Regions from separate parts of the Homo sapiens genome. Here region 1 is linked to region 2. A link is a contact called in ENCODE Hi-C or POLR2A ChIA-PET data. All regions are on one chromosome and are shown on one strand. The core of a region is the stretch at or near the end of the contact, and the rest is flanking DNA. Distances in the headings are between cores, read along the strand shown.

The links. Hi-C counts contacts between places; a loop is a spot of excess contacts on that map. ChIA-PET counts read pairs that join two places held with the same protein, here RNA polymerase II (POLR2A). Pooled maps may share reads with other maps.
Region 1: a pooled map shows a loop between it and region 2 (3-fold over the local background). The contact joins two enhancer-like sites. A Hi-C loop is called at or near these places in 1 of 168 maps with a recorded cell type or tissue (endothelial cell of umbilical vein) and 3 of 50 pooled maps. POLR2A ChIA-PET finds 5 or more read pairs at or near these places in 1 of 52 experiments (HEK293).

The regions. Positions count from the first base shown.
Region 1 is chr9:81,878,155-81,883,192 of GRCh38, reverse strand. No RefSeq gene overlaps it. Among named protein-coding and RNA genes, the nearest start is that of SPATA31D4, 48 kb to the left of the region's middle. Within about 2 kb of position 3,417, at least 3 of the 41 ENCODE cell types and tissues checked have a DNase peak (open chromatin) inside an H3K27ac peak, as active enhancers do; they include endothelial cell of umbilical vein, where a contact is called at or near this core.
Region 2 is chr9:81,388,344-81,393,253 of GRCh38, reverse strand. No RefSeq gene overlaps it. Among named protein-coding and RNA genes, the nearest start is that of TLE1, 300 kb to the left of the region's middle. RefSeq lists an enhancer at 3,297-3,870. Within about 2 kb of position 3,598, at least 6 of the 41 ENCODE cell types and tissues checked have a DNase peak (open chromatin) inside an H3K27ac peak, as active enhancers do; they include endothelial cell of umbilical vein, where a contact is called at or near this core.

The sequences.
Region 1 (5,038 bases), core at 2,168-4,667, 490 kb before region 2:
AACACAGTGAAACCCCGTCTCTGCTAAAAATACAAAAAATTAGCCGGGCGTGGTGGCGGGCGCCTGTAGGCCCAGCTACTCAGGAGGCCGAAGCAGGAGAATGGCATGAACCCGAGAGGAGGAGCTTGCAGTGAGCCGAGATTGCGCCACTGCACTCCAGCCTGGGCAGCAGAGCGAGACTCTGTCTCAAAAACAAAACCTAACAAAACAAAACAAAACAAAAAAATCTATATCTCAAGTCATCAAGCAATACATTTTTTATGTAAAGAAAAATGCAGTTTCCTAATTGTACCCTACTAAATTCAGTTTATTTAATAAGCTTAGCACATAAATGCAAAGCATCATATATGTATCTTCAATATACTTTGTGAGCACACCTAAATAATGCATCAGTTGGGTCTGCAAGAAACCATGCTTTCAAAGAGAGCAATTAAGGAGAATTCAATGAATATACTGTTTACAAAGATGTGGGTGGGGCTCTTAAGGAATTAGCAAACCAACCAAAGACAGCAGGAGCCCTAGTAATGCTTAGGCTAGGGGCTTCCACCATCTTTGGTTGATTTGCCTGGGGGATCAGTGGGGTGGGGATGGGTGGGTTGGGGAGTAGAGGGAGTGGTTGCCTCAGATAGCCTTGGACACCAGCAAGCAAGGAAAGTACAGGCAGTGCTGGGCACAGAACAGAATTGAGAGAGAGATAAACAGCTCATTTCAATTGGCAAATGGTGAATATTTAGCACATATATTTCAATTTCTGTTTGGGCATGACGGCTGCTACCTGTGATCTCAGCACTTCGGGAGGCATAGGTGGGAGGCTCACTTGAGGCCAGGAGTTCAAGACCAAACTGAACAATATAGGGAGACCCCATCTCTACAAAAAAAAAAAAAAAAAAAAAAAATTAGCCAGGGTGGTGGTGTGAGCCTGTGGTCCCAGCTACTTGGGAGGCTGAGGTGGGAGGATCATTTGAGCCTGGAAGTTGGAGGCTGCAGTGAGCTATGATCCTGCCACTGCACCCCAGCTTGGGTGACAGAGTAAAACCCTGTCTCTAAAAAAAAATAGTAATAAATAATATATTTCAATTTCTCAATTCTGGCAAATGGAATTTTAATTGATACATGAAATACTCAAATTACTTGAACCTGGTAGGAATTTGTAGACTAAAGTAGAATTTTTCCCCTGAATTCCTTGGTAAGAATGAAACTATATTTCCCAAGGAAAGAAAAGTTAAGCTCAGGTCAATGAAATCAGCCTGCAAAGTGTAGAAAATGTATTTGAACAAAAATATTATTAGCCTAAAATCTAAAGTGAATATGGATAAATATATGATAGAAAATAATCACCAAGGCTGGGCGCGGTGGCTCACACCTGCAATCCCAGCACTTTAGGAGGCCGAGGTGGGCGGATCACCTGAGGTCAGGAGTTCGAGACCAGCCTGGCCAACATGGAGAAACCCTGTCTGTACTAAAAATACAAAATTAGGCTGGGCGCGGTGGCTCACGCCTGTAATCCCAGCACTTTGGGAGGCCGAGGCGGGCGAATCACGAGGTCAGGAGATCGAGACCATTCTGGCTAACATGGTGAAATCCTGTCTCTACTAAAAATACAAAAACGAAAATTAGCCGGGAGTGGTGGCGGGTGCCTGTAGTCTCAGCTACTGAGGAGGCTGAGGCAGGAGAATGGCCTGAACCCGGGAAGCGGAGCTTGCAGTGAGCCAAGATCATGCCACTGCACTCCAGCCTGGGTGACAGAGGGAGACTCTGTATCCAAAATAATAATAATAATAATAAAATAAAAATACAAAATTAGCCAGGCGTGGTGGCCCATGCCTGTAATCCCAGCTACTCGGGAGCCTGAGGCAGGAGAATCACTTGAACCCGGGAGGCAGAGGTTGCAGTGAGTTGAGATCGCGCCATTGCACTCCAGCCTGGGCAACGAGAGCGAAACGATGTCTCAAAAATAAAAATAAATAAATAAAATAATAATAATAATCACCAAAACAAAATCTCAGAATAAAATTGCTGAAAATGGAAAGTGAAGAAATCACGATCCTATGTAAGACCACAAATGGAGGCCAGAAGCCGGGGACCCGTTTCACCCCACACCAGCACCTCCACATCTAACATTCAAGTCCTGCCCTCCACAACGTTTTTGCTGTGACAGGCCTTCAGTAGTATGTTTTCTGACTCCTGACATCTAAAATCATGCTATTATAAAATCATCTGTACTCCAAGGAAAACAGGAAGCTTTGTCCTTCATAGCATCTCAGAAGATCATCTCCTCCGCGTCATTTTTCCATGACTCTTTGCATTCTCATTTTTGTGAAGGCAAAGTAGGTCACCTAAATGTTCTACACGTTTGTTTTTTCTCACTGATGCAATAGGGACATGAGATATGGTCAATTAAACTCTTTCCCCAACCTGCCCCTCCAACTGGTTCCCACATTCCAACCATGAAAGTATCTCTTTCTAACCTCAGTGAAACTCAAGAGTTCTGTGTTTTCTAGACAGCTTTCTTCCCTCTCCCCAACACTCACACCCACTCATAAGCACATCTTCCCTCACCCTCCCAGTTTTAAAGTCCTCTCTTTTCTCAAACTCTCATGAGTTTCACCCCATACTACACCCCCCTATCCCCAGTGTGACCAACATAATCAAACATCTCATCTCTGCTCACCTAGTATTTAGTCCACAAACTTTAGAATGGTCCTTATCACCCGCATTACAGTTGCTGTTTATGGGACCATCTTTCCCATGAGACTGTGGGCTTTTGGGGGCAGAAACTGTGCCATTTATTTTTATGTCCCCAGTGGCAGAGGGAGAAGGTTCATAATGTATGCTAAAAGAAAGAAAATAAGTCTGAAAAGGTTTTCAAGCTTTCTTAAACGTTTCCTAAGCACTGGAAGTCACCCTGTGCCCGCTCCTCTGCTCACTGCTTCCTTAGAGCCTGGACGACAAGGCGCTGGCTGACTTCTGGGCTTCCCACTTTGACCCTGGCAAGGACCCCGAAATTGGGTCAAGGCCACCTCCAAATTCCTTTAAAACAAACACAGGGAACTGCATGTAATAAATCAAAACCTCCTTCTGCAATCCTTATTTCTTAGCTAAATTCTATATGTCAAGTTGCCTTGAAATGAGAGGTGGCTGTTTATTAATATCTTCCTGTTTATTAATAAGCAATGAGGTGGCTGTGTTTACGAACAGGGTTGTTGCTACAACACATTTACACAGTTATAAATAAAGCAAACTGCAAAGAGATTAACAGTGGAAGATCTGAGGTTTTATTTGTTTTCACGAGAACTCTGCCAGTTGCTTCCCACTGCACCTTAAGATCTTTTTAGCCTTCTCTGAGGCAGTTATCAGTCCCATAAATGCCACAGCAAGCTTGGTGGAGCTGCTTGCAGACCAGGGAGGTGAAACGGTGTCGCCCAGCTTTTTATAGACCCAGTTCTGAAGTCCTGAGTTTCCTTTGCAGTCAGTAAAGAGAGACCCAAAGTGCAGGAAGTTTCTGTCTGTGAATGTTTAAGAGTTCCCTTCTGGCCAACTCTTCCTCTTGAGTCACGTTTATTACACATATTGGATAGGTCACTAAATGTACAGTAAGCTCCTATTGTTTGCAACCCATTGTTCTCTTAAATGGCTTTGTAAACTATGAAGGGCTTGAACAATTCACTTGTTTTCCAGCCTCCAACTGCAATTCTCAACACACGCTTAACACTACTATCCGCCAGTGAGGAAGGACTTTCCACGACTTCTGAAGCAACATATTAAGGTAAAAAGTGCACTTTATTTAGAGAACCAAAGGCTTAGGTCTGACCTCTGGCTACATTACCAGGACTGGGACTAGGGTAAGTTGATTGAGAAACCTAGGGTGCAAAATTTAAGGCAGCACTCACTCCCAGGGTGAAAAAGTAACAACTTGTGTTACTTTTTTAAATTGCAGTGGAATTCACATAACACAAAATTAACCATTTTGAAGCACAGAATTCATTTTATACTGCAACTGGCATAGTCACAATGCTGCACAACCATCCATCTGGTTCCAAAATGCTTTTATCGCCAAACAAAAAAACCCCACACCTAGTAAGCTATTACTCCCATTCTCCCTCCCACTCCCCACCAAGCCTCTGGCACCCAGCGACAACCTTGCTGTCTCAATGGATTTACCTCTTCTGGAGACAACCTGTGTGTTTTGAGAAGTAGTAATAATAGCTAACTCACTTGTACCAAGACACCAGTTGAAGGGTTTTTTGTGCTCAAATTCAATTAATCCTCACAAAACCCAATGAGGTGGGCCCTAATATCTTCAGGTAAATGGTTCACTATTTAATTCTCTAATCATTATTTCTTCATCTGTAAAATGAGGAAAATTGCAACACACTACCAGTTTACTAAGCACATTTGTGTGAGAGGCATTGTTCTAGGCCAGGAACTGGATTGATCTGTAACCAATCGGGAGTAACTTCTTGTAGAACAGTGGGAGATGAATTCTCAAGATGGATTACTGGGACAAAGTGAAGTAATCATTGACTAGTGATGTCTGCCGTGGACAGAGGAATGAGTGAAGGGGCTGTAAGTAACAGATTTGCCTTCCCTCCTAGGCAACTGAGAGAGAGTGAAAAAGACAAGTAAAATGCAGACTCTGCCTCAGTCCAGTGCAAGAGGGAAGCATTACCCATGGAAGTACAATGACAGATGCAGGCAGTGTGTAGAGTGTTAAGAACAGAGGCACTGGAATGAAAACCAAACCAAACCAAAACAAAGCAAAGCATGTTCAAATCTCAACGCTGCAACTCATAGACACATCTTGAAAGAAGTTATTTAATCTTTCCTGTTCTCATTTCTTCTTCTGTAAAATAGATAATAAATCTAATTCATAGACTTCCAGTGGGAATGGCATAAGACAGTGTGAGCAAAGTACTAAGCACAGTATCTGACACATGCGAAGAGCTTAATAAGTGGTAAGGAAATAAAGCCTATATCTACAAGGCCGGGCACGGTGGCTCACGCCTGTAATCCCAGCACTTTGGGAGGTTGAGGCGGG
Region 2 (4,910 bases), core at 2,349-4,848:
CAACAGGTAGTTTTTCAGCCCTTGCCCCCTCCTTGTTTTTTTATGGCTGTGTAGTATTCCATGGTGTTGATTCCATGTCTTTGCTATTATGAATAGTGTTTCAGTGAACATACAAGTGCTTGTGTCTTTTTGGTAGAACGATTTATTTTCCTTTGGGTATATACCCAGTAATGGGATTGCTGAGTCGAATAATAGTTCTGTTTTCAGTTCTTTGTGTCTCCCACTGTTGTTGAAGCTTATTCACTGATGATCATCTCCTATTCTATCTCTTCTCTTCACCCCATGAAAACTACAGGAACCACAGACTTTTCCGTTCATTCTCCACTAATACACAGTTCCACAATTCCTTTGTTTTGCAAAAAGATCCTTGATTTAGTCATTTGAATGTTCAAAACTAAGGAATAATCAAAACTTCCAACCTTATTCAGTGTTTGTGGAATGATAGAATTCTAAGAATGACCACCAGTGAACTTCACTTTTGTATAACTGCCTTTCCTTTGACTGAGGGTGAAATCTGTGAATATGATAAACTATCCCTCTTGTGATTAGGTTACTTTAAATGGCAAAAGGGAGATTATTCAGATGGGCCAATCTAATCACATGAGCCCTTTAAAAGCAGAGCGTTTTCTCTGGTTGGTAGCAGAAGAAGTCAGAGAGATTGTAAGCCTGGGAAGGATTTGATGAGCTATCGTTGGCTTTGAAGATGGATGGGGCCATGTGCAAGGACCCGAGAGCCATAAAGAACTGAAAGTAGTGACTGGCCAACAGCCAGCAAATGGAGAGCTCAGACCTAGAGCCACAGGGAATTGAATTCTGCCGACAACCAAATGAGCTTGGGTGTGAATTCCTTTCCAGATCCTCAAGATAAAAGCTTTGCTGGCCAACACCTTGATTTTAGCCTTGTGAGACTCTTAGCAGAGAACCCAGTAGAGCCATGCAGGACTTCTGTCCTGCAGAACTGTGAGATATTAAGTGGATGTTGTCTGAAGCTGCTAAGATTGTGGTAATTTGTTATGCAGCAGTACCAAACCAATACAGGTTTCCGTCTCCCCTTTTTCCAGCCAGGCCTTCAGTGGTGCATGGGAGCCTAATGGCTTTTCATGCTGTTTTCTCCACATTTACCTTCCCTTCCACTAGCTAGCTGCTGTCTGACTGGGGAAGGGGGCTGATTAGAGCAGGGGGAAGAAAATGTAAGGGACAGGCAGTTCTTACTTGGCTGGTGTCTTTTTCTCTCTTGGTTTGCAGAGGGTTCAAGCTGGCTCTTTAGTGGGCAATGTTGTAAGAATTTTAGAGGTTCCTTGCTGCCCTTTTCTTCTACAGCTGCCTTAGCCTGGGCTGATGCTACTTTATTGAGTGACCACTGAACAACCTGAAAAAGGTCTTATGTGGGGTTGCATTCCTGCATAGTCTACTTTTGGCCCACAAGATATACTACCACCCTGCTCTCCTTCCTTGCTGCAGTTGGTGCTGGGGCTGCAGGTAGATTCCATGCTGCAATGCACTTCTGGCTTTGCCACCCAAATAGTCAACTCATCCCTCACCTTTTAATTCTGTGGGCTGGAGTCAGAAACCTGCCCATATTCTGCTTAGACTTTCTCAGGTATGAGTCAGACAGCAGGTCTTTTCATCTCCCAGTAGCAAATCATTTCAAAGCTCTCTGGGTGAACATGTGCAGATTCCCTACGAGATGTATGGAGAGAGGGCAGCATTCCCTGCCCCTTTCCCTAAAGGACAGTGGTGTGGTGGGACCGGGCTGTAGCTTTGTATGTTTCTAGGGGCAGCATTCATGTTTCATTCTATGTATCTAACAGCCTTTGGAGCTCCAGAACACAGAACGCATAGAATACAACTGGAAAGGTGCCTCTGAGTTGTATAATGGGATTCCCCTTATGATGAGCATTCACTGTAGGGTGTAACTTTCTTCCAAAGATATCCTTCACTGATCCTCTCTGACTACTATCTCTTCCTCTTTATCTTTTCTAAGTGGGTGGCTGGCTTCAAGACTGGTGGAACAGGTTCTCCTGTATTGCCATTGTAAGTTCTGCTCATGGGAGGTTGTGTCTCCTACTAGCTTTGTTATCTTATCATATGAACCCCTTATTGACAAGTGTGATATGAAGGGCTCTGTTCTAAAATTCTGCCACACTTGTCTAACTGTCTGCGCATCTAGCTCAGGGGCCAGCTCCCTGCAGCACTCATGCCAAAGAAGGCACCGAGGGAGTGGATTTTTCTGAAAAAGCACCTGGACTGGATGTCCCAGCCGTGCTGGCCTCTCTCTCCAATGCTGGTCAATAGACTCTTCCACAAGCAAGGAGGGGTCAGAATCTTGTCATTTGTGGCACATCTCCAGAAGGCTTTGTGTTCCTGTCTCAGGCTGCAGGGGATTTTTTTTTACTGGCTATCTGTCCTCACTTAACAGTTATTTTGATTTCTGAGGTGTTCCTATTCTCTGGGTTTGTGCTGCTGCTGCTGCTGGTGTGTGTGTGTGTGTGTGTGTGTGTGTGTGTGTGTGTGTGTGTGTGTGTGTCTGGCTCTTTTTCTGTCTGTGTTTTCCCTCTGTTGAATGCTTGGATCTCAGTGATGTATTGTTCAGGAAAATCAGTCTGGCTGAGAAGCACAATCACTCTCTCCCACTTTTGCTCACTTCCTGCCTACACTTCCTTCCACTCAGGGTCTGCTTAAACTGTGCCAGGCCTAGGCTTCAGGACATGAGCTTTTGGCAAAATCTGCTGCTAGAGAACATGGGTTCAGATGGTGAGGCAGCTCTTTGCCACAGCTGCCCTCTTATGTGGGTCACCTATATTGTCAGAAACACAACGGCATCTTGTTCACAAGGCTGAATTGAAGACAGCCATTCTAAGTGATTGAGTGAGTATCAGCCTCACAGATTTTGGGTGAGTGTCTGCTTTAACCAGCCAAAAGTTTCTGTCTAGAGGAACATACCTAGTCCACTTGCCTGAAGGGCATCTGAACGCTTTTCTTTTCTTATCTGAGTCCTAAACTCTTATCTAGGTCTCCCAGTTAGATTGATAGTACTGGCCATTCTCTCTTTCTAGTCTCTATGAGAACAGGTCCAGAACCATACATTCACACTATGGTATAAATGATTGAGGGCTTAAGGTGATAGCCATACCAGGGTATTCAAAATCTTCAGTAACATGGTTTTACAATTTCTGACATCAGTCCATTGTGATAGGGGAGAACTGGAGGGAGTGTGTGTCTGTAAATGTGTGTGCATATGCATGTGTTTGTGTTTGTGAGCTCTAGCCGAGAATTACCACCTATTATTGTGCAAGTCAAGCTTTTGTTGCCTTCCCCTCTTCCCTCTAGGGCTGGTGAGTAGGTCATTGCCTTGGTGTAAATTGAAGATCCTCCCAAAGCCCGAGCAACCATGATGTCTACTCTGAGGCCTGCCAAATGCCTGTGATTTCTTCCACGAAAATTAGTCATTTGGGTCATGAGGTAAAGAAATCCTCAAATTCCAAAGCTACGTAGTCATCCACCAGTCCTCATTGTCTAGTTATGTTTTCATTCTGTAACTATCTATTAAGTACATGCTGGGTCCTTGCCATGCTGGAGGCTACGGGACACAGAAGGGCCAGACAGAGCGTAACAATCCAGTCTAGTGAGTGGATGAGGAAGTGTATAATGTTCTGATGTGGATGGGATCATTGGTAGCAAAGGGCATTGTTCCAGACAATGGGAATGGGTGGGTAAGAGGAGATTGCTGGGAGCTGAATCTTGCTAAGAGTGACAGGAAGAATATACAGAAGAATGGAGAACTACAGACCATCTCAGCTTCCTTTACAGTTCTGTCCAGGTCTTCCCTTGTATGTCTGCCTTCTAGCCTCCCCTGTGCCTTCCATCTCTCCCCCTTTTCTCTATCTCTTCTTGGCATGACTGCTTCTCTTCCTCTCTCAGCCTGTTCCTTTAAACTCTCTTCCCCGTTGTGCTCCTGATCTCTAAACTTGCTGTTTCTAGGAGGATAAAAGGGAATGGAGCTGTAATGGGACATGTCTTTCATTTTCTCCATATGTCCTGACTTTGAAAGAAGAGAAGGAAATTTGACCTTAGATGGTAGGGTTTTTTGTTTGTTTGTTTTTCCTTTCAAGTGGTTCCAAAGTTTATTGAGGAGAGTGATCATGCACTGTGGTTGAAAATAAGTAGGTGCAGAAGGTTGGTGATGGAGGTGGAGTTTATAGCCTACCTTTCCCCAGGCTGGTTCTCCAGCAAAGAATCCTTAAAGAGCATCCCAAGGCCAAAGACAGGCAATTCACACGGTGAGGTTACAGTGAACATAATGTTTAAGTTGAAGTTTCAGGAGGGAAAAGTGAAAATTGCTTCACCTGCTTAAGGCTCTTGTCCTGTTACTGTACCTTTTGCATTTCAAACTGGCCTGCAAATGAATTCCCTACACTGTCACTTGTCTTCAGCTGGAGTGTGAGAGAGGCAATGTGTAGCTTGTGGTTGCCTAAATTAATCTCCATACTCATTTTGGATGAGAAAGAACACTAGGGATTGCTTCACTTTTGGGAAACAGGCACATCTTGGCTAGCATTCTCTAGCATAGGGCCCCAGAAAAACAGCTTCTAAACTAATGTCCACTGATGAAATGAGAGACTGGGCCACTTTATTTGATAAGCCATTCTTATTGTGAGCACGACAAAATATTTCCAAGCAAAGGAAAATTAAAAATGGGGAAAACAAACACAAAATGAAACATTATACAAAGCAATATAATGTCCATGTTAATTGTCCTTCACATGGAGATCTCAAACCTTTGTACCATTTTCTTAAAAAGGAGAGGAGGTCTTGATAAATGAAACAAAATTGGCGTACGCAAGTGCTTCGGTAAATACTATGCTCAGAAAAGGCACAAACTCTCAATGCATCATAAGGCTGTAGGGAAT